Linked DNA regions of Homo sapiens: regions 2 and 3 are each linked to region 1. The links are chromatin loops, found by intact Hi-C in ENCODE. Cell type or tissue: heart right ventricle. All regions are shown on one strand.

Evidence for each region. Hi-C counts contacts between places; a loop is a spot of excess contacts. Peaks named below come from ENCODE experiments on the same cell type or tissue, not always from the same donor. Only the 100,000 strongest peaks of a DNase experiment are listed, where the experiment ranks them.
Region 2: a loop joins it to region 1, with 5 times the contacts of the local background. A loop is called at or near these places in 7 of 110 quality-filtered maps.
Region 3: it touches region 1 in a loop (14-fold over the local background); 92 of 110 quality-filtered maps call a loop at or near these places.

The regions. Positions count from the first base shown.
Region 1 is chrX:14,028,997-14,036,996 of GRCh38, reverse strand. It overlaps GEMIN8 (gem nuclear organelle associated protein 8), which reads left to right and starts at 7,105. Exons shown (of 5, transcript NM_001042479.2): 1 at 7,105-7,220. RefSeq lists silencers at 3,916-4,098, 6,765-6,904, 6,939-7,138 and enhancers at 6,515-7,015, 7,016-7,516. In heart right ventricle, a CTCF peak has its summit at 4,391 (motif pointing right); DNase peaks (open chromatin) are centred at 4,401 and 7,056; H3K4me3 peaks cover 1,709 bases; H3K27ac peaks cover 2,169 bases.
Region 2 is chrX:12,811,286-12,819,285 of GRCh38, reverse strand. All of the region lies in intron 4 of PRPS2 (phosphoribosyl pyrophosphate synthetase 2), which reads right to left. Among named protein-coding and RNA genes, the nearest start is that of PRPS2, 24 kb to the right of the region's middle. In heart right ventricle, a CTCF peak has its summit at 4,664 (motif pointing left); a DNase peak (open chromatin) is centred at 4,655.
Region 3 is chrX:13,502,617-13,510,616 of GRCh38, reverse strand. No RefSeq gene overlaps it. Among named protein-coding and RNA genes, the nearest start is that of EGFL6, 63 kb to the left of the region's middle. In heart right ventricle, a CTCF peak has its summit at 3,839 (motif pointing left); no DNase peak of the experiment used is centred here.

The DNA.
Region 1 (8,000 bases):
CCTTATTCATTCACTTTATTTTTTGTGCCCATTAACCACCCCCATCTCCCCATCACCCCCCACTATGCTTCCTAGCCTCTTGTAATCATCCTTCTACTTTCTATCTCCATGGGTTCAATTATTTTGATGTTTAGATCCCACAAATAAGTAAGAATATGCAATGTTTGTCTTTCTTTTCCTGGCTTATTTCACTTAACATAATGACTTCCAGTTCTATCTATGTTGTTGCAATCTCATTTTTTTTTTATGGCCGAAGAGTACTCGGTTGTGTATATGTACCACATTTTCTTTATCCATTCATCTGTTGATGGACACTTAGGTTGCTTCCAAATCTTGCCTATTGTGAACAGAGCTGCAACAAACATGGGAGTGCAGATATCTCTTCGATATGTTGATATCCTTTCTTTTGGATATATGCCCAGCAGTGGGATTGCTAGATCATATGGTAGCTCTATTTTTAGTTTTTGAAGAACCTCCAAACTGTTCTCCATAGTGGTTATACTAATTTACATTCCCAACAACAGTGTATGAGGGTTCCCTTTTCTCCACATCCTTGCCAGCATTTGTTACCGCCTGTCTTTTGGATATCAGCCATTTTAACTGGGGTGAGATGATATCTCATTATAGTTTTGATTTGCATTTCTCTCATGATCAATGATGTTGAGCACCTTTTCATATGCCTGTTTGCCATTTGTATGTTTTCTTTTGAGAAATGTCTATTCAAATGTTTTGCCCATTTAAAAAATCAGATTATTAGAGTTTTTTTTCTGTAGAGTTGTTTGAGCTCCTTATATATTCTGCTGATTAATCCCTTGTCAGAGGGGAAAATATTTGTTTGCAAATATTTCCTCCCATTCTGTGGACTGTTTCTTCACGTTGTTGATTGTTTCCTTTGCTGTGCAGAAGCTTTTTAATTTGATATGATCCCACTTGTCCATTTTTGCTTTGGTTGCTTGTGTTTGTGGGGTATTACTCAAGAAATATTTGCCCAGAATGTGGTCCTGGAGAGTTTCCCAAATGTTTTCTTGTAGTAGCTTCATAGTGTGAGGTCTTAGACTTAATTATTTAATTCATTTTTATTTGATTTTTGTATATGGTGAGAGAGACAGGAGTCTAGTTTCATTCTTATGCATATGGACATCCAGTTTCCCCAGCACCATTTATTGAAAAGATTATCTTTTCCCCAGTGTATGTTCTTCCCCCCTTTGTCGAAAATGAGTTCACTGTAGGTATGCAGATTTTTTTCTGGGTTCTCTGTTCATTGGTCTATGTGTCTGTTTTTATGCCAATACCAAGCTGTTTTGGTTACTATAGCTCTGTAGTATAATTTGAAGTCAGGTAATGTGATTCCTCTAGTTTTTTTTTTCTTCTTCTTATGATAGCTTTGGATATTCTGGGTGTTTCGTGGTTCCATATAGATTTTATGATTTGTTTTCTCTATTTCTGTGAAGAATGTCATTGGTATTTTGAAAGGGATTGCATTGAATCTGTAGATCATTTTGGGTAGTATGAACATCTTAATGATATTGATTCTTCCAATTCATGAACATGGGTTTCCATTTTTTGGTGTCCTCTTCAATTTCTTTCATCAGTGTTTTATAGTTTTCATTAAAGAGACATTTCACTTTTTTGGTTAATTCCTATATATTTAATTTTATTTGTGGCTATTGTAAATTAGACCACTTTATTTCTTTTTCAGTTTGTTCACCGTTAGCATAAGAAATGCTACTGATTTTCGTATATTGATTTTGTATCCTGCTACTTTACTGAATTTATCAGTTCTAATGTTTTGGTAGAGTCTTTTGAGGTTTTTTGGGATGAAAGGATGGTGAATTTTATCAAATGTTTCTTCAGCATCAATCTAAATAATCATACGGTTTTTGTCCTTCATTCTGTTGATATGATGTATCACATTGATTGATTTGCCTATGTTGCATCCCAGGGATAAATCCCACTTGAGCATGATGAATGATCTTTCTAGTGTTTGATGAATTCAGTTTGCTAATATTTTGTTGAGGATTTTTGCATCAATATTCATCAGGGATATTGGCCTGTAGCTTTTGTATTCTTTTTGTGTTGTTGTTAGATGTGTCTTTGTCTGGTTTTGGTATCAGGGTAATATTGGCCTTATAGAATGAGTTTGGAAGTACTGCCTCTTCCTCTATTTTCATTTGTTTCAAGACATTTTTCAATTTCCTTCTTAATTTCTTCATTGACTCACTGGTCATTCAGGAGCATATTGTTTAATTTCCATGTATTTGAATAGTTTCCAAAATTCTTCATCGATTTCTAGTTTTATTCCATTATGGTCAGAGAAGATGCTTTATATCATTGTAATTTTTTTGAATGCTTTAAGACTTGTTTTATGACCTAACATATGGTCTATCCTTGAGAATAATCCATGTGTTGAGGGAAAAAAATGTGTCTTCTGCAGCTATTGGATAAAATATTCTCTAAATATCTATTAAATATTTGGTCTATAGTGCAGATTAAGTTTGATATTTCCTTGTTGATTTTCTGTCTGGAAGATCTGTCAAATGCTGAAAAGTGGGGTGTTGAAATCTCCAGCTATTATTGTAATGGAGCCTATCTCTTTCTTTAGCTCCAATAATATTTGCTTTATATATCTGAATGCTCCAGTATTGAGTGCATATATATATATAATTGTTATATCCTAAAGAGTGGTTATTTTAAAGTAATGGCATTGCAAGCCATTCTTGTTGTTTTCCTTTGTACTTAAGTGCCTCAGTTGTCCAAGATTTGTGTTTTTATTATTGTATTTTTCTTTTTTGCATTAAGCACATGTTACCTTTGCAGTCTGGGGAGAGAAAATCTTGTAATTTTAAAGAAAAAGGGCATGGACAATAGTATTAAATACTGCAGAGAGGCCAAAATATAGTAGATGGAAAGTCAGCCATGATGCCAGTGAGACAGTTGTACCGGAATGGACATGCCTGAAGAGAAACAGCTGTGGGATGAGTGGAAAGTAGGTGAGGAAATAAAGGTATCTCACTTTTTACAGAAGTATAACCAAAAAGAGAGGTGGAAAAATAGAAAGGTGAGGAGAGGAGAGTGAAAAATCAGCCCAAATGATTTTAAAGATCAGAGAACCTGAGTAAGTTTGATGCTGATGGGGAAGAAGCCAGGAAAGAGAGAGGCAATGATACGAGAGGTGTACAATTGAGGGTGTGAGGTGCCTGTGAGGACATGGAATTGGATCCAGAGAACAACCCTTGACTGGGTTGGCCTAAGCACAAGCAAAGGCATTCATCATGCCTCTTTAAACCAAGAGGCATGGTGAGTGCAGATGGCAATATATTTCAAGGTGATGAAATCCATGCCTGGTCATCTCAATTGTGTCAATAGGAAGTGGTCATCTGCTGAAACGAAGGGTCTGGGGCTGGTGAGGCAGGGGCTTGAGAAGGTGAAATCAAAGAGAAATTATAGCAGAGGACCTGAGCCGGACCTGAAGCGAGGGCCTGCTAGGGGGTGCTCCTGGGAAACTGCTCTTTCCTTTACCCAACTTCAAAGTAAGAATTCAGGACTACTGTTTGCAGGTGGTTTAGCACCATTTACTTGATCCAGGTAAGGGGACTGGTTCCCAAGCTGTTTCTTCACAACACTTAGGTGGCAGATGGGTCCCAGCTGGGGGACAGGGGAGGATCCAAAAAGCCCCATGAGATTAGCTATGGCTTCCCACAGCTGGCAGGATTTCCACACCTGGCACCTGAACTTTGGGGCCCCAGTAACAGAGTTTGAGATTCGTCGGTGCTACTTCCTGTGTTAGGTAATAACCTCTATATATTTCCTTACCATAGGGCCTTTAAAGAAACTACATCCTGTAGCCACGCCTTTTGGCTTCTCTCCCTCAATCTCATCTCCTATGGTTGAGATAAACAGGAGCGAAATTCTCCAAAGTGTAAACCAGAGGACACGTCCTGCTGCATCTGGTGCCGTTTTCTCCCAGCACTGCCTCCCCATCCTTTCCAGACACACCAGGATACACTGATAGGGGACTACTATGCCTTAACAGGCACTGGGATTTTAGATGCCTTGTTTCAAGGAGTGGTTCTCAACCAGGAGCCATTCCCCACACCCTCACCCTAGGGACATTTGGCAATGGCTGGAAACATTTTTGATTGTCACAAATGGGGGCAGGGAGGGACATCCAGTGGGCAGAGGCCAAGAATGCTTCTAAATATCCTACAATGCACAGAATAGTCCCCACAATGAATTATGCAGCCCCAAATGCCAATAGTGCAGAAAGTGAGAGGTCATGCTTTAGAGTTCCTCATCTGACAGGATTCTTTAAAGTTTTGCTATAATCCATTTAAAATTTGAAGCATATGCCTGAGAAAAATTAAATACTGAGGAATTGCCATTTGTAAATTTCCACCAGGTGGCGCCAAATGACAAGTGAAAATCCAACCTCCTCTAGCCTCCATTTCAAAATTCAGTTTCTCTCCCTGGTTAACCCCCTGGAGTAACAATCCCCATTCTTTTCAAATAGGATTGTCGCTCCTTAGGTGCTTAGTGTTCCCCACCACCAGTATTTTTATGCAAGTGAGTTAAAGTGAGTAATGACTAAAACTCAGACTTAAAGATGAAAAGAACAGGACTACATCCTCAATCAGCTACAGAATTTCCATTCCCTGCAGCAACAAGGGTATGGGAGAATCAGCTAGTTTCTTTTCTTCTTTAGTCAACTTTTAGCTGGGCACTTGGCCATCTGAAAAAGACAATTCCAAGCTCCTGCACCCTTAGGAGGGCTAAGTAATGAAGTTCAGGCCATTAGTAGGAAGTGATCAGAAGTGCTGTGGGCCGCCTCTGGGTAGTACTCTTAAAGCAGTGGTTCTCAACTGGGGGTGACTTTGCCCCCTCCTCCCCCAGCCCAGGAGACATTTGGCAATGTCTGAGGACATTTTTGGCTGTCACAACTGGGAGACAGTACTGGCATCTTGTGAGTAGAGACCAGAGATGCTACTAAAACTCCTACAATGCACAGGACAACCCCCAAAACACAGAATTATCCAACCCCAAATGTGAATAGTGCCAAGGTGGAGAAATCCTTAGAGGGAAAGGGCATGCCCTTGGCTTTCTCTTTCCCACTGGCTGAAAGGTGCAGTGGTGCACCATCTTGGACCATGTGGGCCAAGGCAAGAAACCAGGGAGGGTGGAGCTATGAGACAGGTGGAGCTGCCATACTCTGGACTCCTTACACCCAGACTGCCATGAGATAGAAATACACTTCTCAACAGTTTGAGCCACTCCTCTTCTGGGTCTCTGTGACAGCAGCCAACTAATATTCTATCTAATGCCATAGTATACCATATATATTGTATTTTTTCATTCATAGAACCAGGAATCACTCTACCTGAACTATATCCACTCTAGGCCTGCATCCTTCTGCCTTTCCCAGGAACCCCCTAAGCTCTTTCTCCCTATCTTACCCCTCTCCATCTTTCTTTCCTGCCTCTCTAGATGCTGGCTTCTTCCTTGAGGTAGAGATTGCACCAGGCCCCATCTGACTTATCTGTCTCAATCCACACCTGACTTTTCCCATAAGACTTCACCCTCCTACCATCTCCTGCTTCTATCCATAGATATCTCATTTCCTCCCACATCCATTTTCTGAGGTGGAGGAATAATCTTTTCTAAAATAATCCCCCTCTATATACACATACTTTCTGGCCCTTACCCTGCTATACTGTCTTCATATAACTCACCACAACATACAATTCTATTTATCTGCTTATTGTCTATGTTCTACACAAAAGATTTAATTTTATGAGCCCCAAAACTGTATTGTTTACTACTGTGTATCCGGTAAATAGAATACCACGGTACAATAGAAATGCAATGCATGCCACATATATAATTTTAAATGTTCTAGTAGCCACACTAATAAAGTAAAAAGATAAAGATCAAATTTTAGTCTTTAACCTCAATAGTCCTTCTCTAAGATGTTATCACTATAAAGAAATTGAGGTATTTTACATTCTTTTTCTCATTCTTCTTCAAAATCTAGAGTGTAATTTACCCTTACAGTGTATCTCAGTTCAGACTACTACAATTCAGGTTCTCAGGGCCACATGTAGTGGTTACAATGGACAGCGCTAACATAGAATACTTGGCACATAGCCGGCATCCAGTAAATATTTGTTAAAGTTAATATTCTTCTATACCATTTTAATTCTTCTGTAGTCCAGGAATAATACAGTAATGTCACGTCATTAATACCACCCAATTGACTTAGCCATTTCCTTGTTGGGCATTTAGGTCTTTTCCAATTTTCACTTTTTAAAATAATTCTGTAATAAACATCTATCTGGTTCGTACCTGTTTTTCCTTGGAATAAATTCCCAGAAAGTATTAAATATGGTAATTGCCCCAGAAATGATATGTCACGTAAGACTTCTAATTGTTTATGCTTGGTTCTTGTTAATGACTCTTGTAATGTTAACAGGGCAGGTATTGCTGTGATGGTTATAATTACAAACATATTAGTACTAATGTTTTGTCTGCTGCAATGCATCAGGCACTCTGCATTAGGTTATGCATATCTTATAGATGAGACACACGAGGCTTGGGGAAGTTACAAACTTAGCACTGGACTCGCACTCAAACTGAGATCTGGGTTAATCTATTTTCAAAGACTGGGTGTTTTACGCTGGGACAAATTAAGAAACTAAAACTGTTTTAGTTAAGAAAGAAAACAGAAAGGAAGAAAGAAAAGGCTAAGTAAAGACAAGGGAAGGAAAACGAAGAAAGCTGAGGAAAGGACAAAAAGTTAAAGGCTGGAAACCCGGGCGGTGCAGAAGCGACCCTTATCTCGCCGGTGCAGAAGCACCGTCCGACCCCCGGCGCGGGTGCCCGCCACAGTCCCAGTGCCCCGCCCGGTGCAGCTCCCTCTCCGCCGGCCCCGCCACCCGCAGCCATCCCACGCCTGCCGCCCCGGCGCTCCACTCGGGGTAGCCGATTAGCAGGCAGCTTCCGGCCTCCAGCACTGCACCGCCTGCGGTGCGAACGTGACGTCCGCGACACAGGGGGGGACTTCCGGCGCGCCGCGCCACGCCACGTGTTCCGCACCGGAAGCGCGCTTCCAGTCGCCCCGGCAACAGCCGCCTCCCTCGCGTCCCCCACTCCCCCTCTGTCTCTCCAAGGAAAACTAGGCCCCTGCGCGGCCAACGCCCAGGATCCGCAAGCTGCGCGCCCACGAGGTGACTTCGGGGACGGCTGGGTTTCCTTTGGGGAGTGAGGGAGGAGCTTAGACGCCCCGGGCCCTGGCTTCTTCTGATGCGCAGAGAGCCGAGGTCTTGGACGTCACGTTGCTCTCATAATTATCTTAATCCCGCGACAAAAGGTGGGGCCGGAGGCCCATGAGATTCCTAAATCATTGCAGGTTAATTGTGAGAGGGGACCAGTCCCAGAGGCTCTCAGCTCTGCAGTGCTTCCGAATCACTGGACGACTCTTTAAGAATTCTGATCCCCGGGCCCCCATCCCGGACCAATGAAATCAGAATCTCTAATAGTGGGGCCCTGGCATCGGTAGTTTTTAAAGCTGCCCAGGTGATTCTGGGGTGCCGAGAACCACCGTGTTAAGGTCTGTAGGTGAATTCGGATTTTGCCCATCCAGTCCAGTATCTGAATAGAAGATCGCCCAGGACAGCCACATACTTGAAGGATGTCTAGGATATTGCCCTCTCTGCTCAAAAATTCGGGTTTCTTTCTTTTCTCTTGCACTTTAACCTCTGCAGGAGGTCAGCTTTTGGTGGGAGTTATCTTGAGACATCTGGCGCCTACAGTTTATGGGCCTTGTGTCTCTGCCCACTTATCAGTAATGAGCTGTAATTGAACCAGTGGCCAACGAAGTGCATTTTAGCTCTGAAATCTTGATGTTCCCTTAGTACAGATCAGATGGTTCTGAACAATTTTATTTTTTTCAGGAATGATGTTTTTAAACTCGTTTGACAGGCTAGGCTGTGTATTCAGCTGTTCTT
Region 2 (8,000 bases), 1.2 Mb after region 1:
AGGGCACCCTGGCCACTGGATAGAACTACTGGGTAAGAATTTGATATTCAGTTTGTTAGTATTTGTGGGTAGCATTTTAAAACCATGACAGGTACAACTTAAAGTAAGTTATTTAGGAACTACTATTTGCCCAGTTTGTGGCACAGATAGTGGGGACAAAAGTCCTGGTTAATACAGCCATCTAATATGTAGGCTAGTCAGGATGGGCTTCATTGCATTCAAGGTCTAAGGAGACTTTAAACTGTGAGTCCAGCTCCTCTGCTCATCTAAGGCAAATGCTCAGACATCAATGGTGCCAGGCATGGCATCGTGCCTGTAGGCCCAGCTACTCAGGAGTCGCAGGTAGAAGGATGGCTTGCGTCTGAGTTCGAATACAGCCTGGACAACATAGCAAGATCCCATCTCTTTAAAAAAAAAAATCACTAGCTCAGGAGGAGCTGAGCTGCCAACAGGAAGAGAAAGTGGGCAGGCCTCGCTTGCTGGTGAGCCTGGGGCATTTCAGATTTTCCTGTGAAGAGTGGATTTAAATGGTGAAACTTATTTCAAGACAATGCCACAGGTATAATGTAACATTAAGATTTTCCTTTTCCAGTTTTTAAAATAACAGTCATTATGCAATTTAGCTGAAAAAATGCTTTGGGGACCAATACACACATGGCCCAACTTAAGACGCAGTACATGGAGGATATAACCTCCACACACTAGTTTTAAAGTCCTAGTCCTACTCATTGTGTCATCCTCAGATGACGACCAGGAATGGAGCTCCTCGCGTGCTCTGATGAAGGACAGAGGGGACACTCTCTGGGGCTGAGAAGGCAGTGGGAAGGGCAGTTAGGTGCTCCAGGCTCCCCTCCCTATTTCTGAGGATTTTCACAACACAACCAGTGTTTCTTTTCTTTTCTTTTTTTTTTTTTTTTTTGAGACAGTTTCACTCTTGTTGACCAGGCTGGAGTGCAATGGCACAATCTCGGCTCACTGCAACCTCTGCCTCCTGGGTTCAAGTGATTCTCCTGCCTCGGCCTCCTGAGTAGCTGGGGTGATAGGCATGCACCACCACTCCTGGCTAATTTTGTATTTTTAGTAGAGACAGGGTTTCTCCATGTTGGCCAGGCTGGTCTCGAACTCCTGACCTCAGGTGATCCGCCCACCTCAGCTTCCCAAAGTGCTGGGATTACGGACATGAGCCACTGTGCCCAGCCAGTGTTTCTTTTCAATTGTGGTAAAATATACATAACACAGAATTTATCCTTGGAGCCATTTTAAAGTGTATTAATTCAATGGCATCAAGTACATTCACAACATTGCACAACTATTATCTCTGTCTAGTTCCAGAACATTTCATGATATCAAAAGGAAACCCCACACCCCTTAAGCAGGCACTCCCTATTCTCCCCTCCCCCCAGGCCCTGCCAAGCATGAATCTATTTTCTGTCTCTATTCTGAACTTTTTGTATAAATGGAATCATAAAATACGTGCATTTTTGTGTCTGGCCTCTTTCAATTAGCATAAACTGTTCATAGTCCATCCACACGGCTGCATAGATGAGTACTTCATCTCTCTTTAAGTCTGAATAACATTCCATTGGGTGGATACAGCGCATTGCGTTCATCCATTCATCTGTTCATGGCCACTCAGGTTGGTTCCACCTTTTGGCTATACTGAATACTGCCGCTATGAACACTGGTGTATAAGTATCTGTTTGAGTCCCTGTCTTCAAGTCTTTGGGGAATATACCTCAGAGTGGAATTGCTGGGTCATATGGTAACTCTGTATAACCTATTCGGCTAATATTTCCTTTTTTTTTTTTTTTTTTTTTATGAGGAACATCTTTTATTTCTTGTAAAGAGGGGAAAATAAGATTTTTTAATATTTCTCACTCATAAGATTTTTAAACTCTTAAAAATGCAATATCCTCTTTTCAAAGCACATGCCATCTTAAAAAAATCTTAGCAATGTACATTTGCACTCAAAGAAAAACATGGCAGCACCACTGTCTTCTGACAAAATTCTGCATAAAAAAACCCTATGCAACTTTTTGCAAATATGTTCCTTCTTTATTATTCAGGGACACCAAACCACAAACATTCAGTGCAATATTTATTGTTTTTTATTTCCGTAGGAAACACAGGACCAATGATGTCTTCTGACAACTGTTTCCTGATGATTTGTTGGGTTTATTGGATCTGAGGATCCTCGGATCCAATAAACCCAACAAATGAATTCCCAAACAATCTTAACAAAACTATAGAAGACCAAGAAAGCTTAAAAGAGACAAAGAATAAAGACAAGTCACCTAGTAAGGATGGCCAAGTCCTCAACTTCCCCAATGGAAGCCAGAAGTTATGGAGTCATATCTTCAATGTGATATGAGAAAATAACTCTCAGGCTAGGAGTCTATACTCAGCAAAACTGCCTTTCCAGAAGGAGAGCAAAATAAAGATAGTTTCAGCCAAACTATACAACCTGAGAATTTATTTCTAACATATAACCACTTAAAGAATGCAACTTAAGCAAAAGGAAAATCACCACAGATACATTGAGATGTGGTGAGGGGCAGGGGCAGAGAAAGGTAAGCAAAGATATTGATCAATATGTGGACAAATCTAAACAAATGTTGATTGTACAAAACCAAAATAATAATAATGTCTACTTTGTGGAGAAGGAAAAACTAAAGCATATAGTAGCTAAGCATGGTGGCTCACACCTATAATCCCAGCATTTTGGGAGGCCGAGGCAGGCAGATCACTTGAGCCCAGGAATTGGAGACCAGCCTGGGCAACATAGTAAAACCCCATCTCTACAAAAAATACAAAAATTAGCCAGGCATGGTGGCATGCGCCTTTAGTTCCAGCTACTTGGGAGGCTAAGGTGGCAGGATTACTTGAGCCTGGGAGATCGGGGGCTGCAGTGAGCTGTGATCGCGCCACTACACTCCAGCCTGGGCAACAGAGCAAGACTCTGTCTCAAAAACAAAAAAACCACATAGTAAGGTGGTGGTCATAAATCCAACTATGTCAATTATCATAAAAGAAAAGGGACCAAACTTTCCAGTTAAACACAGAGACTGTGAGATAAGAGAATAAGACATCAACGTCCTTGAAGCAAAGGGAATCATTACTATATTGAGGTCCATGTTTCTCCTACCCTTAGAACACTCATCCTACCCTTAAAACACTCATTCTTCAGGATGCAACCAAAACCACAGTAGCCCTAGCAGATACCCTTTGTTTGTAAACTTGTCTAGCTGTCAACAGTTTCCTTACTTAAAGATTTAATTAAAAAAATTAATTTAAAGGCCAACAAAAATTTTGCTCCATCATCACCTTAAAACACCTACAGTTCAGCCAGGCACGGTGGCTCACAGCTGTAATCCCAGCACTTTGGGAGGCCGAGGTGGGTGGATCACCTGAGGTTAGGAGTTCAAGATGAGCCTGGCCAACATGGTGAAACTCCATCTCTACAAAAATACAAAAAGTAGCCGGGCATGATGGTGGCTGCCTGTAACCCCAGCTACTTGGGAGGCTGAGGCGGGAGAATCGCTTGATCCCGGGAGGTGGAGGTTGCAGTGAGCCAAGATCACGCCATTGCACTCCAGCCTGGGCGACTGAGCGAGACTCCATCTCAAAAAACAAACAAACAAAAAAACACGTACAGTTCTATTATCTACATGCCAATGTCATAAAAGCCACTCAAACTCCAGGTAAGGAAAGCTACTTTCTGGGAACATGAGACAGGTTTTCCCAAGACACATGAACACCTCGCACAAAATGTCCACATACATTACCGTCTGCTTATTTGGTAACGACTAGGCAGATTTGGGCATGACAGGATACCAATCCACAGCCCAGCACTGGGAAGCACTGCCCTTTGTGGTGGAAGTTCTATACCGGAGAAGTTAAAGCAGAACCTGTTTTCATCTCTCTGCCAGGTGGCGCCTGTTCTCACGAGCCTGCTCACAAGCAGACAGCAGGGTAGGCATGGAAGTGGGACTGGGAAAGAAGGTGAGCTCTGTGGTTCTTGGCAGTGGGGGACACAGACATCTCACTTGAGTGGGGAGCCCTAGCCACTAAAAGGTATCCAATGGTAATGTCAGAAGAAGAAGATAAGAGAAAATACCCCTGCAAACAGCTTCCTGGGTTGTTAGAACGCTATGATTTCCTGAAAAAGCTATAGGTAACTCTTCTTTTCCTTGTATATCATGGAGACCTAATACATACTCCTAACAAATGATGTTGACACAACATACCACACTGAAATCTTAGGCAGAAAAAGGCAGAACGAAAATTATATACATACAGTTTTGGATTTCTTCTGGGCACATATTTACAATCTTTTCTCTGTGGGTGCATGTGCCATATCAGCTCCCCCAGGAGAGACAGATACATAGTACACCAAATTATTCATAGTGGCATCACTGGTTGAGATATAAAGTGTTAAGATTTTCTTCTTTCTACTTTCCAAATTTCCTATAGAGCATCTTCAAAGATTATGTAATCAGAAAAAAAGTTAAATCTGAGTTATCTAGTTTTACCCTCTTCCCATACCACTTTTAGGTTGACACTTGCTATCTCAGCAGTGGTAGGTAGGTTTCTTAGGTTTAATTTTCTTTCCGTGGTCAACCCAACCAAGCTACAAAGCCTACCCAAGAGTGACCTCCTGTGGCAACATTCAGTTTTACCCGGAACGAGTCAAGCTTCAAAGCTTTTTCTAAAGCAACAAGCTCCAATTGGTCAGACAGAAATTTACAGTATTTTATTTTGCTAACTATGACCTTTTGCATCAAGCAAAGAAGTCACAGATAATGTCAACTGCATATGTCATGTATTACCCGCAAGGCTGTTCTGAGGAGACTGTCAGTTGGGGGCTAGAATATGAGGATGACAATAATGTGTAGCAGAAACACTTGGAAAAGAGAAAGGAGGTGACAAAAATTCTGAAATGTACTTCCCTAAAAAGCTTGATTTTCCTGGCAGAGGGAGCAGGGGTGATTGAGTGCAGACTGCTTGAAAGGAGGTCTCAACAAAACAAAACAGCATCTCAACCCCAGCCATTTATTCTGTTTACTTTATTCTGCATTTTTTTAAAAGTAGGAGTTGGCAAATAGCTATCTATTTGAAATGGGGAACTCTGTATATGATGAAAGATGCCATTTCAAATCAATAGAGGTGGATTATTTAATAAATAGTTTTGGAAAAACTAGACAGTAGAGTCGGGGGTGGGGGGGCTGGATTCTTATTTCATTCTTTATTCCAAAATAAATTTCAGATGGAAGTAAACTTGGGACATTAAAAAAGAAAAAAATATACAGAATCATGGGAGAAGACAAATTTTAAGAGAAGGATGACTCCTACATAAACTCAGAAGCCATAATGTGAAGAAAAAATAAACCTGACTACGTAAGAAGGTTTTTAAAGTCCTGCAGAGAATAAAAATACAAAATAGGAGAAGAAATGAAAAAACTTGGAGAAATATTTGCAACACACATGAGAAACAGCTGTGATCTCGTCTATGCAAAACTGTAGACAATCCACAAGAAACGTCCCAGCCAAGAGAACAATAGGCAAAAGATTTGAATAGAGACCCATCTCATGGAAAATCAACATACCCTGGTGAGGGCACTACCCTCACCCACAGCAACCAGAGCTCACAGGAAGAGGATGCCATAGATCACCTACCTGATCTGGAAGTAAACTGCCTGATAACCCACTGTGTGAGCAAGGCTGTGTAGAAAGTCACTGGCATCCATACATGATGGAATGTCAACTGGTATATTTTTTGGAAAAGACCATATTTTGGCACTGCCCATCAAACCTAAAATGGCTCATGCCTTTTGACTCGGCAATTCCACTTCTAGGAACGTATCCTACTAGCACACGTGTACAAAATGTCAAAGCAACGATATTGCTTCACAACTGCATTTAAGAGTGCAAACAACGGCACCTACAAATGGGGAAGAGGGGGCCTGACTGGTCACAGGAGCTGTGGTACATGCACACAAGGGAATATTGCACAGCTGCACAACACGACTATGGAATCATTGTTAAGATACAGCAAGTGAGTTTTTCAGAAAAGCACAGTGAAGAACTGTGTACATCGCATTGCCATTTGCGTGAAATAAATAGGCAGATATACGCTTAAATAACACAATTCTGACACTGGAAATAACGGTGGCATTTAAAGAACAGGGATGGGACACTTTTGTACTGTCTGAATTTCTGCTAAGAGCATGTATGATATTCTTAGACTATGTATATAAAAACAAGGTTGGGGGAGGAAAGAAAGATGGTCATACAAATTTGTGGAATCTACTATTCTTTGGGCTGAGTAGCTGCCAAAATAACATTTTCTGGTTTACAAAGGTATCTGCCAGACACAAAGGCCATGTTCTATACTACCAATTGATATACAAAGTCTCCAAAAGATAACCCCATAAAGATAGAAAGTAGATTCCTGGCTGCCAGGGATAAGGTGGGGGGAAGTAAATGGGGAGTGACTGCTAATGGGTACAGGGTTTCTTTTTGGGGTGATAAAAATGCTCTGGAATTAGATAGTGATGGTTGCACAAATCTCTGAATATGCAAAACACTGCTGAACTGTACACTTTAAATGGGTAAACTGTACGTATTTGGAGTTTTTTGGTATTTTCTTTTTCTTTTTTGAGACGGACTCTCGCCCTGTCACCCACGCTGGAGTGCAGTGGCGTGATCTCGGCTCACTGCAACCTCCACCTCCCAGGTTCAAGTGATTCTCCTGCCTCAGCTTCCTGAATAGCTGGAATTACAGGCGTGCACCACCAAGCCCAGCTAATTTTTGTATTTTCAGCAGAGACGGGGTTTCACCCTGTTGGCCAGGTTGGTCTCGAACTCCTGACCTCAAGCGATCCACCTGCCTTGGCCTCCCAAAGTGCTGGGGTTACAAGTGTGAGTCACCACACCCGGCCAATTGTACGTATTTGAATTACATTGTAACAAAGCTGTTATTATAACCCAGTTACATCTGACGCTCGCTCCTGTACCCCTTTGGCTGGATTCTTTGCCTCTAACCTTCCACTGGGCCAGTGCATTTGCCTCATTTGAATGCAGATTCCATGTGACTTGCAGAAGTTTCCAAGTCAACTGCAAGCATTTCTAGTAGATATGACTCCAAAATGTTGCTCACAATCTTTTGCAGAGGACTCTCAGCGTCATTCAACCTTGATTCTTGGCCAAGGGCATTTTTGTGAACATTACACACCGTACAGTAATAGGCTACGTGACACAGCGCTGCCCTCCACCCCGTGACTGCCCACCTAGGGTCTTTGCAAGTTAACTTTCTGCTCCCGTCTTTTATATATTTGTGTCTCCTCCCTGGCCACAGCCACTTCCTGCTGCTGGCAGAGGCCGATCTCCAGCTGCATGGTCCGTTCCTTCTCTTCTGTGCTGGGAACCCCAGCAGCCGTTGGAAGGCAGCTTTGAGCAGAATGAACAAGGCTCTTCTAAGAATCAGGGCCTGTGTTTCCCTGCAAGAGTGTTAAGACAACTTTCTGGGCTACTTCTAAGCTTTTGTGTTAGATCCTAGGTCCTCAGCTGGGCTGCAGGCAGATGAGGGTGCCAAATGAGGGACAGGCTTTTGATGTCAGACATTCCAAAGGCTGATCACTTGTCACTCTCATCACTCCTCTATTAGTGCACATTTAGAGCTTCCTTGCTTCCTCACTGGACTGGGGGGTAGAAGTCTCTCCTACTTCTCCCTTATGGAGGTCTCTACCTACACAATAAAACTCCCTTCCCAGCTTTTTTTCTTCCCAGATAGCATCTGCAAAGCTCTACAAGGTCATTGGGTCACCAAGCCTCAGCTTGCAGCATTCTCTTATTGTGCTCATCCTTGATTCTGAACACCCTGTACCCTGATTGCTTGTTAACGCCTCGAGTATCTCTGTGAAGCCCTTCAGAGGTGCTACTTAGTACCACGTTCTCACACCACTGGGTGCCTCATCACTGCCGTACTGTTACGACCAGGT
Region 3 (8,000 bases), 530 kb after region 1:
TTTATGTGGTCTTTCCTCAGTCTTGACTCTCATTTCACTAGACTCTTAGAACACTGGTTTGTCAGGTTAGGAATGAATTCAGTGATCACATGGTCCCAACCTCTCATTTTACCCATAAAGAACTACAATCTGCCATAGTGGAAGGATATTTTTTAGCTGACCCTTTACTTGGGTCATATCTGAGGTTTCATAAATCTATGAGTGCATTAGGGTCCTCTCAAAAGGTAAGTTGAGGCCCATAAAAACCACCAGTGCACATAACACATATTAAGTAGTCAGTATGGATACACTTCTTACAGCTAGAAAATGAACTCTGTGGGATGTGTTGCCTGACAATGAGCAGAAAGTCAGGGAGGACTTTCAAGTTCCCAGCTTTGGGATTGGTAAGTCATGATGTACTAACTGAGGCTAGGAACAGCAGTTCCAGGGGGAAGTTGATGGGTGCAGTTTTGGATATGCTGAACTTGAGCTGGTCAAAGGAAGTTCACATGGAACTTTCTAAGCAGGCAGTCAGATATATTAATTTGAAAGAGTGCTAAGGCTGGAGATGCAGAGTGGAAAGTCATCATTTACAGGATACAGCCAAAGTCATAAGAGTGCATGAAAATATGCAAAAAAATTATAGAGAGAGCAGAGCACGGGGCCACGGGAGACACTGGGGAAGACCAATATTTAAAGAGTGGACATAGGAGAGCATAAAAGATAGATATAGGGAGTCAGAGATAGAAGGAAAAGCGGGCAAAAGCAATGTCAGGTCAGGGGCAGAGAAGTGAGTCTAGAATGTCAAGGAGCAAGTGGCCAATACAGCTGAAAACACACTAAGAAATGGACAAAAAAGAGTTCATTGGGTTTCATAGTATGGCAGTGATTTGTCATCAATTTCAGATCAGCTTTGGTGGCGTCACTGGGATAGAATCCAGACTGCTTGCAGAGTAAAGGGGAGATGGCTAGTGTAGATGACCCCTCTCAAGGAGCTGAGAAGAGCAGATGGAGATAGACTGTAGCTGGGCACAGGGAAGGATCAAGGAAGGCATGTTAGAGTGGGAAGCTTGAAGAGATTTATAGACCTAAAGAAAATGCCAGTGGTGAGGGGGAGGATGAAGACACAGAGTACTGAATGGGTGATTGATGGAGAAGGCTTCAGAAAAGAAGGGTTAGGGTCAAAACCAGAGACTGAGGGTTGGCCTTGAGGAGAGACTCCTCATCCTGTGGGATTGATAGGAAAGGATAAGGACAGGTTCAGATCCTAAGTAGTTCATTGATTGGAAGGAAATAGGCAGCAAGCAATACCTAATGGCCTAACTGTTCTGGAACAGTAGTTGGTCAAGTTTTTAAATGGAGAGCCAGACAGCAATTATTTTAGGGTTTTGGGGGCACACAATTTCCATCACAATGATTCGCCCTTCTCATCGTAGCACAAAAGCAGCCATAGATGATAAGTAAACCAAGGGACATGGCTGCATTCCAATAAAACCTTATTTATAGAAACAGGCATTGGGATAGATTCAGTCCATGGAGTTTGGGGTTTGCTGAACTCTGTTCCTGGAGATTTAGGAAGTGAACCATGTGCTAAAAGTGGTAGGTGTGGGAATTGAGAAGAGTATTAAATGTTTTGGACAGTCAGGGGGTGATGGATGAGAAAGCTGACAAAGCATAGATAAAAAGGTTTCCATCCTCCCTGAGGGATCAGTTGGGGCTGGAGCCCAGGATTTTGTGATTGCACCAACCTGTCCTACTGCAGGTAGTGGAATTACCTCCGGCATGTGCTGGAGAGCAAAGGCAGAGTGAGGATCCTGGTTTGGAGTTTCATGGGTTGCTTCTGGTGGTAGGACAGTGGTACAGGGGAGTTGGGTGTGTTGATGAGAAAATGTTTAATGCCAGCCATATGATCTATGCTGGGTAGAGAAATCATGCCAGGAGTGGGCTGCTAAACTGGAAGAAACAGAAGCCTCTTCCATAAACACAAAGAGAAGGTGTGTTGGAGATGAGGCAAGGATAAGAGACTGCAGCTTGAGATTTAAGAGGCTGGAGATGGGGGGCAATGATGGGTTAGTGCGGATTCAGAGTGGAGCTACGGAAGATGGTGGTCGACATAGAGGAGAAGTGAAGGTCATCGATGGATGTTCTTTGGAGATGCTCAGCTCTCCCGGTCCACTCTATGATTGTACAAATTGATGCCTGTGGTCCATTTTGGTAAGGCTATTTCTACTTTCAGTAGCATTTCACCTTTTATTGATGTAATACAGTTGTATATTGTGCATCCTCTTGTAAGCATAATTAATTTGTTTGGCTTTGTCAAAATAATATTTAATAAATTATGTGCCTTTTACACATACATCTTGGGTAACTGGTTCAGGCCCAGAAACTTGGAAGGCTAGCTTCCCAGGCTGCTGACTTAGGGATTGTTGGATCATGATGGACTAACCAACACCATTTGCATTAAAGAAACCCAGGAGCTTTTATCACTTTGGTTTTGCGTTACTGTTTTCAGATATATTTGCATTATGTACTATAATTTTGCTGATCTTGCAGTGTTAAACACAATAATAAATTCCAGTTGAAAATTTGTAATTTCTCAACACATAAAATAACTCATTTGGGAGACTGTGAGAGCTATTTGACCGTCTTTCTATGATGAACTGTTGCTTTAGTACTGGTGACATTTTCATATTGGAAAGACTGACCCCATTACCTAAGAATGGAGCTTGGTCTTAGCAACCAATAGTCTTTCTAGCAACAATTCATTTTACTTCATCAATATCTATTTACACAGGGATGATGTAGCTTGAACAGGGAGTATATGTTCAGCTGGGACCTTCCAGCAAATTAGGAACCACATCCAAGGGAAACGTTAGATTCTTTCTGCCATTTCACTATGAATCCTGGAATGAAAGGCATTGAATTTCTCCTCGACTTTAACCTTTGACATTTTAGTCAGCAACAAATTCAACCCTTCAAGACAGCAGGGAACACATTGAGAAAATATTATTACTCTTCACTGTTTTTTTTTTTGAGACGGGGTCTCGCTCTGTCGCCCAGGCTGGAGTCCAGTGGCGCGATCTCGGCTCACTGCAAGCTCCGCCTCCCGGGTTCAGGCCATTCTCCTGCCTCAGCCTCCCGAGTAGCTGGGACTACAGGTACTCTTCACTGTTTTAACCACCAGTTCTAGAGAACAATACAGTTTAAAAATGATATGTCAACCTATCTGAAGAAGTTGCACTTAGCTGCATTATTTATTTTTTAAATAGCTGAATTAATACTTTGTTATAGGCTTGGTGCGGTGGCTCATGCCTGTAATCCCAGCACTTTGGGAGGCCGAGGCGGGCGGATCACTTGAGGATAGAAGTTCGAGACCAGCCTGGCCAACATGGTGAATCCCCATTTCTACTAAAAATACAAAAATTAGCCGGGTGTGGTGGTACACACCTGAGATCCCAGCTACTTGGGAGGCTGAGGCATGAGAATCTCTTGAACCTAGGAGGCGGAGGTTGCAATGAGTTGAGATCGCACCACTGCACTCCAGGCCTGGGAAACAGAGTGAGACTTTGTCTCAAAAAAACAAAAAACAAAAAACCTTTTTTATAAGAATAATAATTATAATAATATATATATAACAATAATAATAATATATAATTCTTATTTGCAGCTCTTCCACTTAGATTTGGTTGATGGTGGCTTTCCTTTTGTGATGACATCTTCATCAAAAGAAATCAAAGTGTCCTAATGGAAGTTCTTAGATATAGCTCCTTTGAAGCAAGCCTCCTTAAAGGCTCAAAAATCCTGAAATAAGTGGGGCCTGTTAAAAAAATCCCCTCTTCTGCCACGCAGCAAGAGCGACATCTGCTGGCCGATGTCAGACATCTTTATTTTGGAAAGCAATCTTTCCCTTCTTAAAAATTACCTTTGTTGTTTTTGCTGTTGTTATTTATTTTTAAAATATGTTCTCGTGCTTCTACAGAGTCCTTAATAGCAAGTCCCAGGCAGGGTTCTGGGGTTAGAATCAAGTTTCTACAGAAGAAGAAACGGCTAGCCCCATAATTTGCGGGGCTCGGTGTAAAATGAAAATGTGGGGCTCCTGGTTCACAAATTAAGAATTTCTAGATGGTCTAGATGACCTAGACCATCAAGCCAAGTGCAGGGCCCATCTGAGTGCAGGGCCTTGTGAAACTGCACAGGTCATACGCTCTGGAAGTGGGTCCTAGTGTAACTGCCTAGTAGTTTCTTCCTGCCTACTGCACAGACAAATCATTTCACTGAGACTGCTGCATTGTAGTAGAGAAGGAGTTTGACATGAAACTGGTCACATGGGAGAACTGGAGTTATCACTCAAATCCATCTCCCCAAAGGCTCAGAGATTAGGGTTCTAACAGACAATTTGGTGGGCAGGGGGCTAGAGAATGGGTGTTGCTAATTGGCTGGGGATGAAATTATAGAGATGTGGAAAACTGTCCTGATACACTGAATTGGCCTCTGGATGGGACCACAGGGGCAGTTGAGTCATGAGTCATGAGTCCGTATGGGGTCAGTCTGAAAGATGTCTCAAAAAACCAATCCTAAATTCTACAATAACGATGTTGTCTATACGAGCAATTGGGGAAGTCACAAATCTTGTGACCTCTGGCCACACGACTCCTGAGCAGGAAGGGATTATGGAAACTACATCTACGTTTTAGCAGAGTTCAGGCCCCCCTCAAAATCCTGTTCTTGTTGCCTATCATTAGTCTTACCTGGGTTGTTTTCGGTCCTGAGCAAGGAGGGCATTAGTTTTATGTAGGGCCTATTATCATCCTTGCTTTCAAGTTAAACTATAAACTAAATTCCTCTCAAAGTTAGCTTGGTCCATGCTCAGGAATGACCAAGGACAGTGTGGAGGTCAGAAGTAAGATGCAGTCAGCTATGTCCGATTTATCTTACCGTCATAATGTTGCACATGCAGTTTTACTAGGTGAAGGGTGCTAGGAGAATGAGCCCAGTGCTCAGCTTCAGAAGGTAGAGTGTGCAGGTGACAACTCAATGACTTTGGAGCCTACAAATGGCTCCTGTGCCATGTATCACCCCCACTCAGGAGGGACTGAGAGGAAAGTGACTTGAATTAAAGAGAAGGAGAGCAAGTTAGTCATTAGGGGCCACCATACAGACCACACCTTCTCATGTTCCTCCTCCTTGGTAAAGGTTTGGTGCTTGGAGAAGAGCTGGATGGGTGCTCAGGAGGGAAGGCCACCTGGGTTCCTCTAGAATTAGCTTCCTAGAGGAAGGGACTGAGTGGATAACACATTTCTGGTGTCTCTCCAATGCTTATGACTCTTTGGACCTTCATATCTTCCCCAATCATTGAATGACAAGGGAGAAAGCAGGGGTCTGAGGAGAAGCCACCCTCCTTTTCTTTTCTTTCTTTCTTTTTTTTTTTTAGAGATAGAGTCTGCTCTGTCGCCCAGGCTGGAGTGCTGTGGTGTGATCTCAGCTCACTGCAACCTCTGCCTCCTGAGTTCAAGTGATTCTCCTGCCTCAGCCTCCTCATTAACTGGGATTACAGGCACGTGCCACCATGCCCAGCTAATTTTTGTATTTTTAGTAGAGACGGGGTTTCACTATATTAGCCAGGCTGGTCTTGAACTCCTGACCTCAAGTGATCCACCCACCTCGGCCTCCCAAAGTGCTGGGATTACAGGTGTGAGCCACCACGCCTGGCCACCCTTCCTTTCAAAATGTCCCCAGAGTGTCTTGATGAGGCTTAAGTAATCACAACAGCTAACATTTATTGCACAGCTATTTTGCCCTTATACCAGAGGCAGTGTAACTAACACAGATTGGGGGCCTACTATATACCAGGTATTAGTTCAAGTGCTTAGTCCTAGGTGCAAAGTACATGTACCATCTCGTGGAATTCTACCAACAAACCTATGAGATAGTTGCTGTTGTGGTACCCATTCTACAGATAAAGAAACTGAAGGCCAGGGGTCTTGAATAACTCGCCCAAAGTCATGAAGCAAATAGATCATTGAGCCAAAATGAAGAACCCAGGCAGTCTGACTTGAAAAGGTAACACCTGCTGAGAACATACACTGGGGAAAGGCCAGTGTCCTCAATAAGTGGTGCTGGGAAAACTGGATATCCATACGCAAAAGAATGAAACTAGACCCCTATCTCTCGCTATATACAAAAATCAAATCAAAATGGATTAAATAATTAAATCTAAGATGTCAAACTATGAAGCTACTAAATGGAAGCATTGGGGAAGCTCTTCAGTTCATTGGAATGGGCAAATATTTCTTGAGTAATACCCCACAAGCACAGGCAATCAAAGCAAAATTGGGCAAATGGGATCACATCAAGTTAAAAAGCTTCTGCATAGCAAATGAAACAATCAACAAAGTGAAGAGACAACTCACAAAATGGGAGAAAATATTTGCAAACTACCCATCTGACAAGGGATTAATAACCAGAATATATAAGGAGCTCAAACAACTCTATAGAAAAAAAAAATCTAATGATCCCATAAAAATGGGCAAAACATTTGAATAGACATTTCACAAAAGAAGACATACAAATGGCAAACAGACATATGGAAAGGTGCTCAACATCACTGATCATCAGAGAAATGCAAATCAAAACTACATTGATATCTTACCCCAGTTAAAATGGCTTTTATCCAAAATATAGGTAATACCAAATGCTAGCGAGGATGTGGAGAAAAGGGAACCCTTGTATGCTGTTGGTGGAAATGTAAATTAGTACAGTCACTATGGAGAACAGTTTGGATGGTCCTCAAAAAACTAAAATTAGAACTACCATATGACCTGGTAACCCCACTGCTAGAGATATACCCAAAAGAAAGGAAATCAGTATGTTGAAGAGATATTTGCACTCCCATGTTTGTTGCAGCACTGTTCACAATAGCCAAGATTTGGAAGCACACTAAATGTCCATCAATAGATGACTGGATAAAGAAAATGTGGTACATATACACAGTGGAGTACTAGTCAGCCATAAAAAACAATGAGATCCTGTCATTTGCAACAACATGGATGGAACTGAATATCATTGTGTTAAGTGAAATAAGTCAGACAGAAAGACAAACGTCGCATGTTTTCACTTATTTGTGGGATCTAAAAATCAGAACAATTGAACTCAAGGAGATAGTAGAATGGCTACCAGAGGCAGAAGGGTAGTTGGCGGGATGGTGAGGGGAGTGGGAATTGTTAATGGGTACAAAAAAAATATAGATAGAAAGAATGAATAAGACCTAGTATTAGATAGCACAACAGCGTGACTATGGTCATTAATACTTTAAATGTGCATTTTAAAATAACTCAAAGAGTATAACTGGATTGTTTGTGACACAAAGAATAAATGCTTCAGGGGATGGATTCTCCATTTTCCATGATGTGATTATTGCTTATTGCATGCCTGTATCAAAGTATCTCATGTATACCATAAATATATATACTTGCCTTGAACCCATAAACATTTTTTAAAATTAAAAAAATTAAAAACAAACAAACAAAATTTAGCGGGTGTCAGCGCCCTTTTCAGACCCAGGAGTCAAAGCCCTATAATTTAACAGCACAAGGACTTCAAAAACAATGCAGAAAGTTACATGGATGGAAAAACCTTAATTCTTTTAAATCTCAGTTTTTCTAAGCAATCAAATACCTAATAATAATGATGACACAGAAATTCTTGTGATAAAACGTAAAATCTGTTTCTTAGGCCAGTTACTAAAAGGCAAAGAAAGCCCTTCTGCAGTGTGATTGCTACTCCTTAGGGGAAGCACGTTTAAATAACCTGAAAGTCAAACCTGATGAAAAGGGTACTTGAATTAATCAGACACAGGAAGAGCATGTCCAGGGTCATGAGTGAACCTTATGTTATAGAGGAAACAAGAAACTAGATAACTAGTACTTTGAGCAAATGAATCAAGTTATGCTGGAGAAAAACACTGCTTTTCTAGACTTTCAAGAAAAACATTTTAGCATCAGGCTACAACAGCAGGTAGAACT